2 separate regions of the Homo sapiens genome follow, and region 1 is linked to region 2. The links are chromatin loops, found by intact Hi-C in ENCODE. Cell type or tissue: OCI-LY7. All regions are shown on one strand. Links, peaks and the distances in the headings refer to the core of each region. The heading gives the core; the rest is flanking DNA. Region 1 has its middle 42 kb from the start of MIR492. Region 2 overlaps LOC105369917 (a long non-coding RNA gene).

Region 1 (8,436 bases), core at 2,039-7,038, 460 kb after region 2:
TAACCAAAATGGAACTGATGAGAGAACCAAGGTCAAGACTGGGATGGCGATTTTGGAAATGGAAAGGGAGACAGTGTCTATATCTACTGCCAAAGCTGGAAAGATATAGCCTTTATAACTATATAATCATAGTTTGTCATCAGTGTCTTTTCCAGTATGGTGTAAATTTTTTTTTTTTTTTTTTTTTTTTGACAGAGTCTCATTCTCTTGCCCAGACTGGAGTGCAGTGGCATGATCTTGGCTCAATGCAACCTCCACCTCCTGGGTTCAAGCGATATTCATGCCTCAGCCTCCTGAGCAGCTGGGATTACAGGCACCCGCCACCACGCCCAGCTAATTTTTGTATTTTTAGTAGAGATGGATTTTAACCAAGTTGGTCAGGCTGGCCTCAAACCCCTGACCTCGGGTGATCCACCCGCCTCAGCCTCCCAAATTGCTGGTATTATGCCACTGTGCCTGGCCGGCGTAGTGGGTTTTAAACCCAGACTACCTGGACTCAGGACTTAGCTCTGCCACTTGTTATCTGTATGATTTTGGGGGCGACATTATGTAATCTTTACGTGCCTGTTTCGTTATGAGAATTAATAAATGTATGTAAAGCTTTCACTAGTTATATGTTCAAAAATGTTACTTAATGTTTTTTATTAAAAGGCACCATCACGGACAGCAATAATGGTTCCATACCACCCAGAACGAATACCTGATAACCTGGGAGCTGTCCATGGTGCTAAAATAGCGCTCCCCATCATAGGACAATGTCCCCACTGTTTGTCATATTTTTAGCCCTATATAGGGTAAATCCCTTGTTACATCTTCCCAGCTTTGGCAGTGGATGTAGAAATTGATTTTCTCTTTCCATTTCCACAATCACCATCCTAATCTTGACCTTGGTTCCTTCACCAGTTCCATTTTGTGTGACTGAGGTTAGCCTCCTAACTTATCTTCCTACGTCTAGACCATTTAATCACATTCTCATCCTCCAAATCCTTCTTAATATGAAGTCATATCCCTACTTACTAACTCAAGGGAATTTCAAAGGAGTATTTTATTTTATTTTTGAGATGGGGACTCGCTCTATCACTCAGGCTTGAGTGCAGTGGCGTGATCTCGGCTCACTGCAGTCTCAACCTCCCCGAGCTCGGGTGACCCTCCTGTTTCAGCCTCCTGAGTAGCTGGAACTACAGGTGCGTGTCACCACACCTGGCTTATTTTTGTATTTTTTATAGAGATGGAGTTCACTATGTTTCCCAGGCCGGTCTTGAACTCTCGGGCTCAATCAAAGGAGTAGAAACAATGCAAATGGCAACATGAGGTAAGGTTAAATGATAATATATCACTGAGATGTGCATATTGAGCAGCCAATAAAGGTAATTATTAAGGCTATGTAAAATATAGGAAACATTAACCAAGGGAAAACAGCAGACTATAATATGGTTTAAACATCACTAATTCGTTTATTAAACACGTACCAAGCACACCTATTTTGGGGTAGGCCATGGAGATGTAAGAATTAAGACAGTCCCTTCTTTAAAGGAGTTCAGAGTCTAGTAGGAGAGATAGCTGTGTAAATAGATTGCAGATGGACATGCATTTGGACGAAGACTAAAAAGGAGCATGGAATTAAATATATAAGTAGCACTAGGGGTGCAAGTCCGGGTGAATTTTGTCTTTTTAAATATCCACTAAGGGCTGAACTCTGGCACAGAGCTTTAGAAGAAAGAAGAAACTAAATTCCTATGATAAAGGCGACACACAGCTCTAGGTAAGTTCTTTCCCACTCTACCCTGCATCTTCAGGCCACAAAAAGAAGAAGAAGAAAAAAAAGATCAATAGAATGTCAAGCCCCTAAATTGTGGTTCAGAGAAGTTGAACAGGCCTTGTCAAGGGCAAGAAAAGAAATAGCATAGCAACCACGCAGACCTCCTACAGCAAAATAAAGGACCCAGAATATCCTTAAGTGACTGTGATATTGGAATAAAAAATAAAAATTAAAAAGTCACACATCCCAGGGTTCCCTAAGAATGGTTTATTGACTCACCACCTCTACTTTGTGGCTCATTCCACTGTACCCTTTGAAGAATATTCTTGCTGGGCATGGTGGCTCATGCCGTAATCTCAGCACTTTGGGAGGGCTAGGTTGGGGGATCACTTGAGGCTAGGAGTTTGAGACCAACCTGTGCAACATAGCAAGACCCCATCTCTACAAAACGAACAAAAAGAATTGTAGAGATGGGTGTGGGAGCATGCACCTGTAGTCCCAGCTACTTGAGAGGCTGAAAAAAGAATATTCTTCACTCTTCCCATTCAAATCTTATATTTTTTCAAGCTAAGAACTCATCTCCTTTAAGAATTCTTTCTTAACTAATGTCACTTTATTCTAGTATAAATACTTGAAAGTCAGTTTTAGTGGATATAAAATTCTTGGCTCACGTTTTCACCACTTTGAAGAAATTCCGGAGAGAGAAGTCTGTGTGATACATTAACATCCACCTATCACTGGTCAATCTCTTGGGTTCTGGAGTCAGATTTGGGCCAGAAGTGTGTCACTAATTAAACATGCAGCCTTTGGCAAGGTGTTTCATCTCGATAAATCTTAGTTTCATAGTCTATCATATGGAGAAGATACTAACAACAATCCTGCAGAGTTTTGTGAGGATGAAACAGATTGATACATGGCTTTTCACAGTGCCTGGAACATATAAAGTACTCAATGCATGTAGCTGTGATACATGTTTCCTTGAAATTTTTCTTGGTCTTTCTCAGGGAAATATGGATTGATTTAATCAATAATGTATACCGCCCCATAGTAGGTATTTAATAGATGCCTTATGAAGGATTCATATTTAGGAACATGGTAAAGGAAAACAACATTTAATTACTAATGGTTTTCTAAATGGAGGATGACAGACTGGTAAGAAATTATGCCAGTTGATAACATTTCTTATCTACGAAAAGAAGAAATTATTCTCTTTTACTATTTATGTAAAATTGTAAACTAGTTCCTTTTTGTTCAATTTTATAACAAATGCCTATCTACCTTAATAGGTAATGAAAGAAGTAAGCTTGACCTCCTGATGCCAGTATACTTCCTACTGTACTAAGATGAAGACCTATGAATCCAGCCTGCAGATCAAGAGGGCTGAATAGGCCAGGTGTGGTGGCTCACACTTGTAATCCCAGCACTTTGGGAGGCCGAGGCAGGTGGATCATCTGAGGTCAGGAGTTTGAGACCAGCCTAGACAACATGGTGAAACATCGTCTCTACTAAAAATTCAAAAATCAGCTGGGAGTGGTGGTGGGTGCCGGTAATCCCAGCTACTCGGGAGGTTGAGGCAGGAGAATCGCTTGAACCTGGGACGCGGAAGTTGCAGTGAGCCGAGATGGTGCCTATGCACTCCAGCCTGAGTGACAAGAGTGAAACACTGTCTCAAAAAAAAAAAAAAAAAAAAAAAAATTAAGGCTGAATAACAGTGTTTGTGACTGGTGGAGAAGTTAAACAATTAAGAAAAAAGGGGAAAATATAGTGTTCTTAAACATTAGATGGTTTTCAAGGAATCAAATAATATGGCTGAGTTTAGAAGGCTAATGGAGATATGATAATATGAAACAGATAGACAACTCTATCATTAAAATATTTTGAAGATTCTTTAAACATATGAAAGAAACAAAGACCTTTCCCCCTCCCCCTGGAATAAAAAAGGGGGAAATCTGATTCAATCTAGTTTTACTTTTAAATTGATTCTTCAGGGTAGTTAATGAGAGCATTGGAAACATGAGGATTTCCATAGATGGCCAGTGTGACCGTGTTCCATTAGCAACTGACGTGTTGTTATTTATTTGGTACAGTTGAATAACATTCTTGGTTTCTGAAGGGAATTTAAAAATGATTCAGGCTAACTAATACTTCAAGATCATCCTAACAACTACTTAACTGAAACTGACTCCCCTCCCCCACACCAGGAGTCTTATTCAAGTTTAGTAAGAAATGAACATTAGGACGGGCTCGGTGGCTCACGTCTGTAATTCCAACACTTTGGGAGGCCGAGGTAGGTGGATCACCTGACGTTGGAAGTTCAAGACCAGCCTGGCCAATATGGTAAAATCCTGCCTCTACTAAAAATATAAAAAATTAGCTGGGTGTGGTGGTGGGTGCCTGTAGTCCCAGCTACTTGGGAGACTGAAGTGGGAGAATTGCTCAAACCCAGGAGGCAGAAGTAGCAGTGAGCCGAGATCGCGCCACTGCACTCCAGACTGGGCACGACAGAGCAAGACTCCGTCTCAAAGAAAAGAAAAAAAAAAAAAGAACATTAAATTGATTAGATATCACATTTGCAAAGCAAAGAGTATTAATTAGAAGGAGCAGGAAGAGGTAATGTTGTAGAAAGCAGCACAAGTAGTGTTAAAACAAGGCGCTGTGGTGAGATCACACAAACCAATGAAGTGGCTAACACTGTATCTCCAGGTTAAGATTTCTTACAATGCTGAGCAAGAATACTGATACTCTAATACTCACATAGTAATACTCTAAATCTTGAACTTTACTTCTGGCTAGGCCTTTAATGCATCTATTTAGTCCAAGTTGTCATTTTACTGATGAGGAAGCTAAGGCTCTGAGATGTCAAGTGACTAATCTATGACAAAAGCTCACGTTTTTACTTCCAGGAACACCTTTACACAGTTGCACCTTTTCTATGAAGCAGAGGAGGGCAGTATTGCATGGGCATTAAGTGAGAGGGTCCTCGTGTCAGACTGCCTGAGTTGAAATCCAGGCTGTGCCACTAACAAGCTGTATGATCTCGGGCAAATGACCTGCCCTCTCTGAGCTCGAGTATCTCCCTCTAAAAAAACCATAATATCCCAGTACGTACTTCATAGAGTTGTGTGGATTGAAATGATAAGACAGGTATGGCTCAGAAGTACACTTACTAACATTGTTATTTTCCCAAAGAAAGGCAAAAACATAAAAGCTCAATCAGAAGAGATTATATATCCAGGGAGGAAAAAACCCACTGCATACAGATCATAAGATAAAGTAAAAAAGGGACATAGCAAGTGTCATTAATTGTCGTTTCTTACATTTCCCCCTCACACATCAGTCACTCCTCCCCCTATCTGTGCTGATAGGCACCAAAGAGAAATCCAGACAAAATGTTTTTATTCATTAGATCATTAAGGTACTTCGTGTAATATTACGGTCTCTATAGTGCTGCTGACAATCAATGTTAGAAAATTATAAAGGTATTTCTTTGGCAGTGGTGATCTGCCAGAATAACTGGCATAAAGGCAATGCCAAAGCTGAAACACTCATGAGAAGTGTTTACCCGGCACAAGCCTTTGCATTCCCACTGCTGTCTGCCTGCATACCTGTCACAGCCGCTTTGGAAACACAAGCGTCCTTGGATGCTTTTCAAAGGATCCTCTGACAAACAAGAGATATTTTTTTCTACACAAAATTCAGGCTGCCTTGAGTTCCGTGCTATTTGATTTACTTTGTTCAGCAGTCGAAGCAGAATAAAATCAGATTTCTTCCTGGAAGACCTTCCCACATCATTCCATCCTGTTCTTGCGGATTTAGATCCTGCATTCTGAGCTCAAGGGTGTGCAGCGTTTTCATGATCTGGGGAATACATTTTTCCCCCTTCTCATTTTTTTCCCGCAGAAGCATTAGCATTTGGGGATGGGCTCCCGTGTTGTTTGGAAAAGTTGGGGTGGAGGTCGATTGTGAAGAGAAAGCTGTGCACACAGGGGACTGCTAGGAAAACCCGTGGGTTTCGCTGGAATGGGGATGCTGACCTCTTCCCCTGCCGAGCTCCTTCACCTGAATGAGACCAGACGGTCTCTGTTCCACGGTGTTTCCTCCAGCCCCGGGTGGATCTGCTGTTTACCGCTCTTAACTCTCTTCCCACCCCTCCTCGGAAAGCTTTATGAATGCTCAGGACTTTCAAAAAACAATCGCAGAATCTAAAGAATGGTAAAGGGCCGACGCACTGGCTCACACCTCTCATCCCAGCACTTTGGGAGGCCGAGGCTGGAGGGTCGCTTGAGGCCAGGAGTTCGAGACCAGCCTGGGCAAAATGGCGAGACACCAGTCTCTACAAAAGAATAAAAATACAAAAATTAGCCGGGCGTAGTGGAGCACTCGCCTGTGGTCCCAGCTACTGGGAAGGCTGAGGCGGGAGGATCGCTTGAGCCTGGGAGAATCGCAAGGCTGCAGTGAGCCGAAATCGCGCCCCTGCGCTCAGCCTGGGGGACAGAGCGAGACCCTGTCTGAAAAATTAAAAAGAAAACGAAGAGTAGGAACGGACATTAGCGGGCCACCTTCCCATCCCATGGGGAGAATTTTAAGGTGGTACTTTTAAGGCGGGTGAGAATTGCCATCTGCGCTCTCCGCCAATCCACTCTTGCTCCGCAAACTTGGGGTCCCTGTAGGGTGGGCCCAGCTTTCACCCCAAAGCTTCTCCAGCTCAGTTCTGGGGGCCGCGGGGCAGGCATCGGAGACTCGCTCCGCTCCTGGTGGGGCCAGAACTCGAGGAAGAGGAGAGGGGCGAAGCGGCCCGAGGAGGCGGGGACGCTGCGACGGCGGCAGAAAGGCCCCGGGGCCCCGGAGCTCCGCGAGCTCAGTGCGCCCTTGGCCGGCTCCGCGCCTCCGCCGCAGCCCGGGAGAGCCCCGGGGACCCCGCGGCCAGCGCTACCCCGCCCCGCCCCCGCCGGCTTGGCGGCCGCGGCGCAGGCGTGTGCAGGAGGGGGCAGCGCGGAGCTCCCGGCCGGCCGAGCGTCGCCGCCGGCCCAGCCCTTCTCGCGCCCAAGTCGCCGAGCCCCGCCCGGACGGCCCAGACACCATGCGGAGGGTGAGTGCGCCGTCGCCCCGGGGTGCGGGGGCGGGGGCGTGCGCCGGGGTCCTCCCAGCGGGAATAGTGAGGGTGCGGCGGGGACGGACCTCGGCGGGGAGCGCGGTCGCCCCCGGGGGACTGAGGAGGGGAAGGGGCGCCGCGGGGACCCCGGGCCCGCACTCTTCGGGGCTGCGCTGGCACGTCGGAGCCCTGGGCCCGCGCTTGCGAGGTGGGCTGCGCCCGGCACTCCGCCCCACGCCTGCTGGCGAGCCCCTTCTCCGGCTCCCCTGACGCCCGCCTGGCTGCCAGAATTCTGCCCAAAGCCCCGGTCCTTCTTTGGGAGCCCGGGCAGCTCTGCTGGGCGTCGGTGGGGCTCCCTTGGCGCACACCCCAGAGACGGAGCCAGCCCCAGGTCCGGGCCAGGTGGGCGACAGGTCGAGGCCGGGGCTGGGGTTGGGGAGAGGAAGGATGCCTGCACTCCGGCATTTGGAAGGCGCGAGCCTCCTCCAGGCACGGCCCGCCGACGGCGCGCAGCTCCTGGCCTGGGGCGCCCTCGGGGGCTGCGGCTGCTGCTTTACCGGCAGGTGCCAGGGAGCCCGCGCTCACCCCCACCCTCCAGCCAAGGCTGCCTGTGGAAAAACGAAAAATAAACAGGCTCAGCTGCAGTGGCTCTTCCACCTCCAGGGACAGCTTGGGGGACTGGTGCTGCTTGTTGTTAGCCCCGGAGAGAGCGCAGGCCCTAGTGCAGCTCGTTCTTACTTGTCTGGGGAAGTTAATTGACACGAAGATGCTGGCGACTTTGTAAGTTACCAGACCCGTTTGTATTTTAACTTTGGAAATGGAAGGTGCTTTAATCAAATACAGGATCTCAGCATTAATATGTGTGGAAAAGCAGTAGAGGAAACTTAAGGAAATCCTATTGGGTACCCTCCACATTGTCCCAGAACTCCTAAGGCCACCCTGAAGACAGTTTACGCGCCAAGGAAGGGGTGGAGGGGTATTTTCTGAAGAGACAAGGCTGAGAAGAAATGGAAGAAAACCAAACCAAAACAAAACAAAACAAAAAAAAAGAAGAAAACAAAAACGGAATAAGACTCTCCCACCAGAGTCCATGCATTTCTCTAGGTTGGAACTTGAGGTTGGCTTGTTGTAAGGTACGTAGGCGCCTATTGCTTTGGTCATCTGAGTGGCCCTTTCAGAGATTTCCGCCTCTCAGCGGCTGGGCTGCTCCCAAGGGAACTCGGGCCCCTTTTGGCTGGTGGTACCAGAATTAAGTGTTCTGTGTGTGTGTGTTGAAGGGGGTGTCTTTGGAGGGAGTATAGAGCAAATGTGAATTGGCCCCAGCTGCCCCTGGAAAGTCTCTCAATGAGCTGACACGGAAATTTACCTGGCTTATACTTTTGGAGCTAGTCCAGACCTGCTCAGGTGTTTCTGGGGAGAACAGGATTCCAGCCAGGCTGGCCAGCTAGTTTGGCATGCAGCAGAAATGGAAACTGGCCGTGGTGAGGTTACTTGTTTGAACTCCAAATTCAGGGGTCAGCAACCTCCTTTTACTCTCAGTGCCTCAGGGTAATTAAAGAAAAGAGCCTGGATGGGATCCGTAGAA
Region 2 (8,436 bases), core at 1,093-6,092:
ATTTAACACTGTTGCATTATCTTTACTGTTACTCTAATGAATTTAAAAATTGAATACTCTGTTAAAACTGAGGTGGCCGGCCGGGCGCGGTGGCGCACGCCTGTAATCCCAGCACTTTGGGAGGCCGAGGCGGGAGGATCACGAGGTCAGGAGATCGAGACCATCCCGGCTAAAACGGTGAAACCCCGTCTCTACTAAAAATACAAAAAATTAGCCGGGCGTAGTGGCGGGCGCCTGTAGTCCCAGCTACTTGGGAGGCTGAGGCAGGAGAATGGCGTGAACCCGGGAGGCGGAGCTTGCAGTGAGCCGAGATCCCGCCACTGCACTCCAGCCTGGGCGACAGAGCGAGACTCCTTCTCAAAAAAAAAAAAAAAAAAAAAAAAAAAAAAAAAAAACTGAGGTGGCCATATCATTCGCCTCATGAGTTCATATAAAAATTAAGTGCTAAAATTTAATTCCCACCTTTATGAAGCTTATAACCTAGTTGAGGAGATATGGCTACATAAAAATCCATAGTGTAAGACCTAGTAGAATAACTACCATAAGCAAGACAGCCTGGTGTGGTAGAGAAAAAGCATGAACTTTGAAAACAAACACACTTGAGTTCAAACCTTGATTCTACTATTTGCTTGCTGTGTGACCTTTGGTAAATTACTAAGCTTCTCTGAGCTTGTATCCTCCCTTTCAAAAGGGAGAAATAATAACCAACTCATAAAATTATTGTAAAAATTCAGTGAGATAATGTGCACAAAGTGCTTGTTTCAATTCCTGGCACATCATAGGCAATGAATGCTAATTCCCTTCCACTGGTTTTTCAGTTCAACAAATGTTTATTGACTGTCTGCTCTGTGCCAAACACAAGTACTGAATACTGAAGATACACTCACCCACTCACTCAGTCAATAAAATGAGCCACAGTTCCTTCTGCCAAGGAGCTCCTAGTCCAGTGGGGTGAGCCACAGCCTGAGGCTTCCTGAGAAGTGTCATATGTGCATAGCCACTTGGGTTTCCTCATAGCCAGTTGGGTTTCCTCACAACATGGTGCTGGTTTGAAGAAGGAATGTTCCTGGCCGAGCATAGTGGCTCATGCCAGTAATCCCAGCACTTTGGGAGGCCGAGGTGGGAGGATTGTTTGAGCCCAGGAGTTCAAAACCAGCCTGGGCAACATAGTGAGACCCTGTCTCTACAAAATTAAAAAAATTAGCTGGGCTTGGTAGTGTATGCCTGTAGCCCTAGCTACTCAGGAGGCTGAGGCAAGAGGATCACTTGAGCCTGGAAGTCAAGGCTGCAAGGAGCTGTGATTACACCACTGCACTCCAGCCTCAAAAGTTATGCGGTATGCTATTGCTCATACTATTGGTTAAAGCCAACTGTATACTAGCCCCTAAGGGTAGGTAGGATTTTGTCAGAGAGATGAGAAGAAGGAAGAGAAAGAGGTTCCAGGCAGAGGACATGTTGTAAGTAAAGATAAGGTTTGGCGCACAAGAAACCAGGTGACCTGAATTTTAGTCTAAGACCTTCCCCTTTAACCAGCTGTATTTGTTTGGGTTCATGTCATCTGGAAAAAAAGAAGACTGAGTTAGATCAGTGGCTCTCAATCACAGCTGATGCTTTGGATACATGAAAAAAAAATGACTTCTGGGCTTCACCCTCGAACAATTAAATCAGAATGTCTGTGGATGAGACCCAGCATCAGTATTCTCTTTATTACAATATAGTTTACATACAACGTAATGCGTTCAAGTGAATATTTTAAGCGCCAATGAGTTTGACAAACGTATGTACCCATGTAATCACTTCCACAGTCAAGATAGAAAACACTGCCATCACCCTAAAAGTTTCCTTTGGCCCATTAGCTGCCAGTCCTTCCAACATCATCCCCAGATCACCACTGATCAGTGTTCTGTCACTATAGATTAGGTTTGTCCCTTCTAGAATTTCATCTAAAAGGATTCATATGCCTGTAATCCCAGCACTTTCAGAGGCTGAGGCAGGTGGATCACGAGGTAGGGAGTTCAAGACCAGCCTGGCCAACATAGTGAAACCCCATCTCTACTAAAAATACAGAAAATTAGCCGGGCGTGGTAGCAGGTGCCTGTAATCCCAGCTACTTGGGAGGCTGAGGCAGGAGAATCACTTGAACCCAGGAGGCAGAGGTTGCGGTGAGCGGAGATCATGGCACTGCACTCCAGCCTGGGTGACAGTCCAAGACTCCATCTCAAAAAAAAAAAAAAAGGATTCATACAGTAAGTATTATTTTGTCTGGCTACAATGAGGTATTAGCGTTTGTTTTAAAAGTTTCTCTGGGTGATTTTAATGAGAAGCAATGACTGGATGATCTTTCAGGACCCTTCCAGCTAAAAAGATGCCATGATTTCATCTGCTAGCCTAGAGGCACTTTATGAAAGTTGCATTTTGGGAATAATATATATGATAGATATCATTATAATAATTATGACAATGGTAATACTAATGTTTATTGATCTTTAACTATGTGCCCAGGCACTGTGCTAAGTTATTCATGTGTATTTTCTTATCTAAATCCTCACAGCAATCCAGGGGGTAGGTACTAATTTTATCCCTGATAACAGAGGTGGAAACTGAGACACAGGTTAACTTATCTAAGGTCAAGGAGCTCGCATGTGGTGGGATCAGAATTCAAATCCAGATTTTCTCACTATGAACAGAGACTGCTTTTAATCAAAATTCTGCAAGAGTTTCTACAAGGTGAAGTCTCAGCCCCCACTTCCTCGGACATGCTCGTAAGAAGTGTAAAGTGTTCCCAGATGAATGCTTTCAGCTTGTTGATGAGTTCCAGCTGGGGAGAAGAAATAATTCAACCGTACATTTAGCAAGAAGGCACAGAGCCTACCTCAATATGCAAAGGAATCCAGCTTGTTTCAAGTGTCAAGTGACAGTTTAGACAAGAGAAAAGGACTCAGTACAAATGAGATGGGACAGAGGTTGCATCCCGTGCATGTCTTCTGAGATATATACAAAATAGAGAAACAAAGACTAACTCATCCACTGATTTCACCGTAGTAATGCAGATTATTTCCTGACATTTCAATACACAGATACACACACACACACACCACACACACACACACACACACATCTATTTTCAGTTTTCAAAATATTCATCACTGTCACTACGAACAATGAACAACTAGTCTTATTTTGTGGTAGAGGAGTCTTCCCAGAGTACCTGACAGGTGACCAAATATCACCCTGCTCCTGCAAACCTATTTGATTCTGGGAGTCTTGGTAGACATGCTTGGTTGGTTTACAGCCTGTGCTTCTTATAAATTCACTAGTGGCTTAAAAAAAAAAAAAAGCATCAGCACGATGAAAATATATGTCTTTCTTAAGTTGCACTCACCCATGACATCCAAATCAAAGGCTTGTCAGCTGAGGTTGTCCCAGTTCCCTCCAAGAGAATATTAACAATTAATCCTGATCACCCGAAACAAACAGGTTCCTATTCAAATACTGGCTGTCAGTATCTGGCTGTCAAGCCAAGAGCAAGGCTAAGGCCTCAGCCTGCCCAGCTGTCTGCCCGCTGGGTGACAGTGTTGATCCATCTGAAATAAATGCGCTTTGTCCCTGGGCCAGAAAATACCAGGTCCCTAAAAGGAAAGACTGCAGCCAGATGGTGTTCTGAGGGCCTGGGGAAACGCTTTGCCTTCCTTCCCGGAGAGAAGCAGAATGATTCTGTGTTTTCTTTATCTTTCAAAGGAAGATGTGAGGTGAAGCATTGTTCTGATGTTACCATATTGGGCTAGGTTTCTCTGGGCGAAGTGCTACCGCGAATGATGTGATTACACATAATAAATTACTTGCATTTTCCTGATAATTTAATGAGGGCAAAGAGCTTGCAATGAGCGTTGTGAAAACTCAGCTGAAAATTCATTTCAGCTGTTTGTTCGGATGCATGGGGCTGGAAGGATTCTTTAACTGAGGTGTTCTTTTTTATACACATGTGCATCCAGGGCTCTGGGGTGGGACAAGATTGTCTCTGTGGAATATTATTTCCAAATTGCCAGCTCACATATTTACATTATTCTATCTGTTCTGACGTGATCCTTGACTTCAAGAGGGAAGAGAGTTCCTGTCCAGATACAAATACTGTTCAGATGCAAATACAGGAACAGGCCAGCTGCAGTGGCTCATGCCTATAATCCTAGCACTTCCCTGGGAGGCTGAGGTGGGAGGATCACCTGAGGCCAGGAGTTCAGGACCAGCCTGGTCAACGTGGTGAAACCCCGTCTCTAATAAAAACACAAAAATTAGCCAGGCATGGTGGCGTGTGCCTATAATTCCAGCTACTTGGGAGGCTGAGGCAGGAGAATCACTCCAGCCTGGGTGACAGAGTGAGACTCCATTTCGAAAAACAACAAAAACAGGAACAAATACTGTAGTCTGTAGTTACAATTCCAGGTGACCAGTGGAAATGGTGGAAGTGTGTAGTGACACCGCAGTAGAGGAGAGAGAATGATGGAACCAGCCATGTCTCTCCTTTAAAGGGACAAGACAGAAAATGAATTGAGTGCTTCAGGAGGCTTTAAAAGGCTTGGTTTGGGCCATTTTTTGTTCTCCTCCACCGTACCTCTCCAAAGATGGAGTAAAGAGAATAGTGACTCAAAACATTGTGACTCTTCATCACAATGTTTTATGAGGAATGAAGCCATGTTAATTTTTTTTTAAGCGAGACAGAGTCTGTCACCTAGACCGGAGTGCAGTGACACAATTATAGCTCACTGCAGCCTTGACTCCTGGGCTCAAGGGATCCTCCCGCCTCAGCTTCCTAAGTAGCTAGGACGGCAGGCACACACCATCACACATGACTAATTTTATTTTTTGTAGATTTGAGGTCTCACTATGTTGCCCAGACTGGCATCAAACTCCTGGCCTTAAGTGATAGATCCTCCTGCCTCATCTTCCCAAAATGGGGGGATTACAGGCATGAGCCACTGCCCCGAGCCAAAGTCATGTTTACGTGAGCCTTTGTCCCAAATTCTTATAATCAGGTTGAAAGACTAAAATAGAATTATCAACTTAAGAAATTATATCACAAAACTTTTAGTACTTAGTATATGTGCTGCCGAAGCGAGCACAACAAAACTTATAGTACTTAAATAGTTTCTTGGCTGGGCATAGTAGCTCAGGCCTGTAATCTCAGCACTTTTGGAAGCTAGACAGGAAGATTGCTTGAGACCAGGCATTCAAGACCAGCCTGGGCAACATAGTGAGATCCCATCAAAAAAAAATTATTTTTAAGTTTCTTTTTTCACCTTTGTTTTATTTAATATTATTTGATCCAACTTATTTGAGCCAATTTAGCACATTTATATTTTATTACAAGTGACATAATAAAGGTTTGGGTTTTTTAATAACAAAGGTTTTTGATATTTCAACTACACTACAACTGCAGTCATATTTTCTAAAGGAGCTCTCCTTGAGTTCTGAGAATCTCAAATGAGGGTGAAGAATACAAACAGGTGGGCTGTGGATTGGGCTTTTGCTCTCTGAGACTCACACAGACACTGAGCATCACGGAGCCAAGGACCATCAAAGCCAGAGGGTGAAGCTGTTGAGCTGTGAGTCACTTCCCTGTCTCTCCTCTTCAGACACTTCAAAGCCTTTTCTAACTTTAGCTACCGAACACCCAGACAGCATGGGCCCTCTTAGGGCAAACTGCAACCACACGCATTTTTTTTTTTTTTTTGAAAGGGAGTCTCACTCTTGTTGCCCAGGCTGGAGTGCAGTGGCATGATCTTGGCTCACTGCAACCTCCGCCTCCTGGATTCAAGCGATTCTCCTGCCTCAGCCTCCTGAGTAGCTGGGATTACAGGTGTGTGCCACCATGCCTGGCTAATTTTTGTATTTTTAGTAGAGATGAGGTTTCACCGTGTTGGCCAGGCTGATCTCAAATTCCTGACCTCAGGTGATCCACCTGCCTCGGCCTCCCAAAGTGCTGGGATTACAGGCATGAGCCACCGTGCTCCACTCCACATGCATTTTTGTATCCTATTCAGTATATATTAAGGATATTTTATCAGAGTTTTGGTAGCCTCTACCCTGCAGGGACCAACCACATGATCAGCAGAGAGGGTAAAAGGATTTATGAGAGGAGGCCTTGGGCAGCAGAGATTGAGAACTTTCTGGGACTTACCAGAACAGAGCAGTAAGCAGCTCCAGGAACACCCATATCTTTCTGTCCCTGCAGAGATGTGCACACATCTACTCATCTTCCTATTTCTTTTCTTTTCTTTGAGACAGTCTTGCTCTGTCACCCAGGCTGGAGTCCAGTGGCACAATCTCGGCTCACTGCAACCTCCACCTCCTGGGTTCAAGCGATTCTCCTGCCTCGGCCTCCCGAGAAGCTGGAATTAACAGGTGCCTTCCACCAGGCCGGGCTAATTTTTGTATTTTTAGTAGAGACAGGGTTTCGCTATGTTGGCCAGGCTGGTCTCAAACTCCTGACCTCAGGTGATCCACCGCCTAGGCCTCCCAGAGTGGTGGGATTACAGGCGTGAGCCACTGCACCCAGGCCACATCTTCCAATTTATTTTACCTTCTTAGTATTCCGATCCTGAAGGTCTTTGGAGGCTTATATGACTGCTTTGTGAGAAGTCAGCACCACAGATTATTTGCAGGGAGGGTCCTCTGGTATACTTTGATTTTTGAAAATGCAGAAAAGCATAAAGAAAGAAATTAAAAGCATTCACACTTCTGCTACCCAGAACTAAGCACTGCTAATGGTTAGGTGTATGAGCACACCTCATTCTACTGTGCTTTGTAGTTATTGCATTTCACAAATATCGTGATTTTTACAAACTGAAGATTTTTGACAACCCTGTGTCCTGCAAGTCTATCAGCACCATTTTTCCAACAGCATGAGCTCACCACATGTCTCTGGGTCACATTTTCGTAATTGTAGCAACATTTCAAACTTTTTTTTTTTTTAAGGACAGGGTCTCCCTCCCGTCACCCAGGCTGGAATGCAGTGGTGTGATCTTAACTCACTGCAGCCTCCATTTCCTGAGCTCCCACCTCAGCCTCTCGAGTGGCTGGATGTACAGGCGCGCACCCCGACACCCAGCTAATTTTTTGTATTTTTATTAGCTATGGGGTCTCGCCATGTTGCCCAAGCTGGCCTTGAACTCTCAGGCTCAAGCGATCTGTCCACTTTGGCCTCCTGAAGTATTAGGATTAAAGGCATGAGCCACAGCGCCTGGCCTCAAACTTTTCATTATTATTATATTTCTTAGAGTGATCTGAGATCAATGATCTTTGATGTTACTATTGTAACTGTTTTCAGGCACCACAAACCAAGCCCATATAAAATGGCTTAATTTTGATCAATGTTGCGTGTATTTTGACTGCTCTGCTGACTGGCTATTTTCCCAATCTCTTTCCCTCTCCTCTAGCCTCCCTATTCCCTGAGACACAACAATATTGAAATTAGGGCTACAGTGGCCTTTAAGTATTCAAGTGAAAGGAAGACTTGCCCAACTCTCACTTTAAATCAAAAGCTATGATTTAGCAATGATTAAGCTTAGTGAGAAGGGCATGTTGAAAGCTGACATAGGCCGAGAGCAAGGCTGCCTTTCACCATTCAGTTTAGTCGAGTTGTGAATGCAAAGGAAAAGTTCTAGAAGGAAATGAAAATGCTACTCCAGTGAATACACAAATGATAATAAAGCAAAACAGCCTTACTACTGACAGGGAGAAAATTTTAGTCATCTGGATAGAAGATCAAATCAGCCACAACATTCCCTTAAGCCAAAGCCTAATCCAGAGCAAGGCCCTAACTCTCTTCAATTGTATGAAGGCTGAGAGAGATGAGGAAGGTGCAGGAGAAAAAGTTGAAGCTAGCAGATGTTGGTTCCTGAGGTTTAAGGAAAGAAGTGGTCTCTGTAATATAAAGGTGCAAGGTAAAGCAGCAAGTCCTAAATATAGAAGCTGCAGTAAGTTCTCTAGATCTAACTAAGATCATTGGTGAAGGTGGCTACACTAAATAACAGATTTTTAACATCGATGAAACAGCCATATATATATTTTTTTCTTTTTAAGTGAAAGCAAGTTTATTAAGAAAGTAAAAGAATAAAGAATGGCTACTCTACAGACAAAGAAGCCCCAGGGGTTGCTGGTTGCCCATTTTTATGATTATTTCTTGATTATATGCTAAATGAGGGGTAGATTATTCATGCCTCCCCTTTCTAGACCATATAGGGCAACTTCCTGACATTGCCATGGCACTTGTAAACTGTCATGGCGCTGGTGGGAGTGTAGCAGTGAGGATGACCAGAAGTTACTCTCGTCGCCACCTTGGTTTTGGCTGACTTCTTTACTGCAACCCGTTTTATCAGCAAGGTCTTTATGACCTATATCTTGTGCCTACCTTTTAACTCATCCTGTGACTTAGAATGC

The links. A loop is a pair of places that touch in the nucleus more often than their neighbours do. Peaks named below come from ENCODE experiments on the same cell type or tissue, not always from the same donor. Only the 100,000 strongest peaks of a DNase experiment are listed, where the experiment ranks them.
Region 1: a loop joins it to region 2, with 5 times the contacts of the local background. A loop is called at or near these places in 2 of 110 quality-filtered maps.

What each region holds. Positions count from the first base shown.
Region 1 is chr12:94,872,052-94,880,487 of GRCh38, reverse strand. No RefSeq gene overlaps it. Among named protein-coding and RNA genes, the nearest start is that of MIR492, 42 kb to the right of the region's middle. RefSeq lists silencers at 6,454-6,553, 6,564-7,173, 7,234-7,353. In OCI-LY7, for the core only: CTCF peaks have their summits at 4,499 and 4,702; DNase peaks (open chromatin) are centred at 4,727 and 6,757; H3K4me3 peaks cover 237 bases.
Region 2 is chr12:95,331,774-95,340,209 of GRCh38, reverse strand. LOC105369917 (a long non-coding RNA gene) reads left to right here. Exons shown (of 11, transcript XR_001749265.1): 11 at 2,552-2,640. Among named protein-coding and RNA genes, the nearest start is that of MIR3685, 26 kb to the right of the region's middle. RefSeq lists an enhancer at 4,373-5,289. In OCI-LY7, for the core only: CTCF peaks have their summits at 3,335, 3,557 and 5,558; DNase peaks (open chromatin) are centred at 2,873, 3,579 and 5,589; H3K4me3 peaks cover 2,727 bases; H3K27ac peaks cover 4,424 bases.